Regions from separate parts of the Homo sapiens genome. Here region 1 is linked to region 2. Evidence: read pairs that join two places in POLR2A ChIA-PET (ENCODE). Cell type or tissue: CD4-positive, alpha-beta T cell. All regions are shown on one strand.

Region 1 (2,500 bases), 120 kb before region 2:
TTTTATTCCCATTTTTTCTTTGTTGGAGTTAATCTTTGCCTTTCCGTTTGAGGGGCTGAAGCCCTCTTGCTGAGTTGAAAGCTTCTAAAATCTACTATTTCATATTTTGTGCCTACAATGTATTTCCTGGCCTTGTTAAGTACATTAAGCTGTGGAGTGAACACATAAGCACAGTCTTAATCAAAGTCGGTTTAGTCATGTCTGGACCGATCACAGCAATCTCCAGTTGTGAATTTTAATCGCCCCTGTGTGTCATCAATTCTGGGTGAGAAAATTCTAACTTTTCTTTTTTCTTTTAAAGCATACGATGAGGCCTATGCTGAATTCCAGAGGTTGAAGTAAGTCCCTGGTCCTAGCAAATGCCACTTGCATGCACTAATTTCCCGGGAAGCTTGCATGCTGCTCGCCCCTCTGAGTGTTAGAAAGAGCCTTTTATTTCAGAAAGTACAGTAGAAGCAGCACTTCCCATTGTTATATTGAACAGCAAAATGTCTCTGAGGCAAGGAAAATGTCGTCAAGTTTAGCTACTTTGAAGTAACACTAACACAAAATTCTTCGTCTGTTTGTTCGTTTCTCTCAACCACAGACAAGCTGCCATTGCCGAGAAAAGTAAGTAAACTTTTTTTTTACTTTTCACAAGTACTCCTGGGATAGATTCAAAAGATAATTTTATTTTGCTATTATAACTACAGATGGAGGAGAATGGAAGTGGTTTTTTTCTTTTTTAAATCTTAGGTGTTCTACATATGTTTTCATTTTAGTCTTTTGAGTAAGAATATCTAGGAAAAGAAGGTCTCAGGTTACATTGTAAAGAATGTCACCCTACCCTTGACTTGAGCTACAACCCAGACATCCTGAGAAACCTCTTGGCTGCAAATCATACAGTAGGTTGTTAGTGACTTGCAGGTACAGTGTTTCATAAAAATATGTATATATTGGAGAAAAGAAGCAACAAGAAACATTGTAAGGGCCAGGCATGGTGGCTCACGCCTGCAATCCTAGCACTTTGGGAGGCCGAGGTGGGCGGATCACCTGAGGTCAGGAGTTCAAGACCAGTCTGGCCAACATGGCAAAACCCCGTCTCTACTAAAAAATACAAAAATTAGCCGGGTGTAGTGGCGGGTGCCTGTAATCCCAGCTACTTGGGAGGCTGAGGCAGGAGAATCACTTGAACCCGTGAGCCAAGATCACGCCACTGCACTCCAGCCTGGGCAACAGAGCAAGACTCCGTCTCAAAAACAAAACAAAACAACAACAACAAAAGAAAATAGAAAACTGTAAATTTGATATCAAGTAATTCACTGTAACTTGGCCCCAACAAATACTGTACATTTTCCTGGGAGCCCCTGCGAGATAAAAGCTACCAAATAAGGCCTTCCTTACTTTCATATAACTAGACACAGTCCAAGCAAAGCAACACCAATCTGTCAAGTCTGCATGTGTACCCAGAAACACACACACTGCAGTATTTCTGTGAGCTGTTTGTTTCACACACACAGATTTTTAGAAGAACTCAGTCTTACAGGATCTTAGGAGTCACTGACTAATCCATAATACTAATTCAGCTTCTTTGTCCGAGTGGGAGCCAGAATTTTAAAATTGTTACAGGCTAAAATGGTAGAGTCCACCTGAGCTGGATGTGAAGGGGACAGGGAGAAGGAGCAAGAAGGGAAGTCATCCTTCCCCACAGGGCTCCATGTGCCTCTGGGTGCAACTTTGAACTTTGAACCTGAAACTTGCACTGCTCCCCTCCACTCCCTTCTCCACTTTCCCCCTCCTGCTCAGGCCCTGTGTATGTGGACTGCAGCTGGGGGTAAGGGACAGAGGCTGGTACTGGGGCACCAGAGGTCAAGGGGGAAGTGGGGTGTTGAGCAAGAGAGAGCTGTTCTTGTTTGGTACTGAGCAAAGCCTACATCCACAAGCAGTTTTCTGTCTTTCCAGATTCTTGAACTCTTCTGTGGGCAAGGAGTTCATGAACTCTTTAGAACTGGAAGCAACCTTAGAGCTTTTCTAGCTCCATGTTTGTAAACTTTTGTAAGCTATGGAACACTTACTTCAAATTGATGCAGGATTTTTGCTCCTTAGTTCAGCTAAATCCAGGTTCTTGTCTCACAACCAGGAAAAATTAGACATGCGGACACATTGAAGGGTGAGGCAGGCAGAATTTATTAAGCGAAAGGAAAACTCTCGGCAAAGAGAGGGTTTCTCCAAGCAGGTTTCCCTCTCACAGTTGAATACCAGGTCTACCGTGGATGAGCTGAAGAGGCCAGGCCCCTCCCCTGCATAAGGTGCAAATTCCTGGTGGATCCCCCCATTCCCCCAATGCACATGTGGGCATGCCCAGGCAAGCCATAGGTAGCATCGGAAAAGGCAACATTCGATTGGTTAAAAGGCATTATTCAGAAATAATCATAGTATCCCCAGGTCTAATGCAACCCTTGTCCCCCATTCTACAAATTAGGAGACTGAGGCCAACACAGTGAAGTGACTGGCCCAGTAT
Region 2 (2,500 bases):
TTTCTCTCTAATGTAAAATGGCCACCAATACCTCCAGGCTCACAATCTGTTAACTCATCAATCCCAGTGGAGAGAGAGCTTCCTACAGAAGTATCAGTATTTAGTCTCCCTGTCAAAGGAACGGACATATCTCTGGGACCAGTTTCTGTAGCTGGGAAAGAGATATATTTATTGGCTTGGACAACAGCCCACCTCTACTCCCTAAAGCCACACCAGAAATACAGGTTGAGTATCCCTTATCTGAAATGCTTGGGACCAGAGCATTTTGGATTTCATTTTTTTCATTTTTTGGAATATTTACACTATACTTACTGGTTGAGCATCCCAAATCTGAAAATCTGACGTCTGAAGTGCTCCAGTGAGCATTATCTTTGAGTGTCATGTAAATGCTCAAGAAGTTTCAGATTTTTGAGCATTTTTAGATTTCAGATTTTTGGATTTGAGACACTCAGCTTGTATATGATTTGAAACAGGATGAATAGACTCCCAAAAGACATTTGAGATATTCTTACCCAAAGAGTGGTAAGCTAGTTCAAAAGTCTAGTACATCGACTGTTTCTCAGAGATACCAGTTTCATTTCAGCATCTTAGTCCTATATTATGTTCAGCACAATTAAGCCACAGTGTAAGAAGTAAGACTATATGGAAATGAGGGGTTATTTTTAAAACTGTTTTACTAGAATTTCATACATCAAATTAGTGTCCTTTTTAAAATAATCACGTTGGTGGGAAGAATTTGTTCCAACTTGGTGTTCTCTCAAAATATTTTTAAAACCTTTGTGTTGTTGTTGCCTGAAGAGTTCACAGCATATTCTTTTAAGTATTGCCAATATTAGCATAATTTGATGTTAGGTTTAATTTTTGGAAAGACCAAACTCCATTTAAAGTCACACAAAGATGATAAGTAGTCACATTGAGAAATGTCATACTTGATCTCTAAAAGTAAGGGCTGTGAAGTGTTAATTTTTCTGAGATAGTGTATGAATAGTTTAGAGTCTGAATTTGCATGTTAAAGAAGCATTCTTCTATTTTCCCAGCTACACTGTTTAAATGGATAGCCTCCAAAAATGAAATTAGTTGCTCAGATTGTCCCAGTTTGACTGTTAGTGTATGTCCTTCAAGTTGAGTTCCTTTGAAATGCTCCCATCAGTTTTTGAACCCTTCCTTCCTGGTACCAGAAGGTGTTCCAGAAGAAGCTACTTTCCCTGCCTCAGCTCTGGCATTAATTATTTTACGCCAGTTCCTTTTATTGAAGAATAGTATTTACGAACAAAGATCTGCTTATTAGGCGTGCTCGTAACTCCTGAGGTATCATTGCTTCTAGGCAGCCCAAGCTGGCAGAGCCAGGAAATGGGTGGATGTGTGCACGTGTACACACACACACACACACACACACACACACACACCCCTGCATCTATATATGAAAATCATGAGGGCACACGGGTTCCTCCAATTCCCATCCACCATCGCAGGCTTCTTTCCCCCTCCTTATTTATAATTTTTTTCTCTTTCAACAGGAAACATGGTTCTGATTATCGTCAGTATATCTGCTTAGTTACTCAATCCTAGGAAACACAAAATAGTTTCAGAATTGCTAACTCAAATCTCTGTGAATGTATTAACTACTGCACAATGTTTGTTTGGAGTAACATATCAAATATGTCTTTAGACTTATAATACAAGTCAAAATACTGTTTCCAAGGTAAGGTTAGTTCCATTCTTCCTCACTTCAGTGTGGTTATGTTATTCATACATAGGAGGTTTTTTTGTTTGTTTTTGTTTTGTTTTGTTTGTTTTTCTTTTTGAGAGAGTTTCGCTTTTGTTGCCCAGGCTGGAGTGCAATGGCGTGATCTCGGCTCACTGCAGCCTCCGCCTCCTGGGTTCAAGCGATTCTCCTGCCTCAGCCTCCCGAGTAGCTGGGATTACAGGCGGGCGCCACCATGCCCAGCCGATTTTGTATTTTTGGTAGAGGCGGGGTTTCACCATGTTGGTCAGGTTGGTCTCGAACTCTTGACCTCAGGTGACCTGCCCACCTTGGTCTCCCAAAGTACTGGGATTACAAGCATGAGCCACTGCACCCGGCCCATACATAGGAGTTTTATAACAAGCATTTTGACAAAATATGTTGATAAGGTTTGGATGTCCCCTCCAAGTCTCATGTTGAAATGTGAACTCCAGTGTTAGAGGTGAGCCTGGTGGGAGGTGTTTGGATCATGGGGGCAGATCCCTCATGGATGGCTTAGCACCATCCACTTGGGGATGAATGAGTTTTTGCTGAGTTGACAAGATCCAATTGTTTTAAAAGTGTGTGGCACCTTTGTGTGGCACCCCCAGTCTCTTGCACCTGCTCTCACTATGTGACGTGTCTGCCCCCACTTCGCCTTTCACCGTGAGTAAAGGTTTCCTGAGTCCTCCCCAGAAACCAAGCAGATGCCAACGCCGTGCTTGTACAGCCTGCAGAACCATGAGCCAGTTAAACCTCTTTTCTTTATAAATTGCC

Evidence for each region. Peaks named below come from ENCODE experiments on the same cell type or tissue, not always from the same donor. Only the 100,000 strongest peaks of a DNase experiment are listed, where the experiment ranks them.
Region 1: POLR2A ChIA-PET joins it to region 2 with 5 read pairs; 7 of 35 experiments call an interaction of 5 or more read pairs at or near these places.

What each region holds. Positions count from the first base shown.
Region 1 is chr18:3,073,563-3,076,062 of GRCh38, reverse strand. MYOM1 (myomesin 1) reads left to right here. Exons shown (of 38, transcript NM_003803.4): 35 at 302-338; 36 at 587-609. Among named protein-coding and RNA genes, the nearest start is that of LPIN2, 62 kb to the right of the region's middle. In CD4-positive, alpha-beta T cell, no CTCF peak of the experiment used is centred here; no DNase peak of the experiment used is centred here.
Region 2 is chr18:2,955,218-2,957,717 of GRCh38, reverse strand. The region is part of intron 2 of LPIN2 (lipin 2); the gene reads left to right. Among named protein-coding and RNA genes, the nearest start is that of LPIN2-AS2, 11 kb to the left of the region's middle. RefSeq lists an enhancer at 620-679. In CD4-positive, alpha-beta T cell, no CTCF peak of the experiment used is centred here; a DNase peak (open chromatin) is centred at 1,367; H3K4me3 peaks cover 1,205 bases; H3K27ac peaks cover 2,439 bases.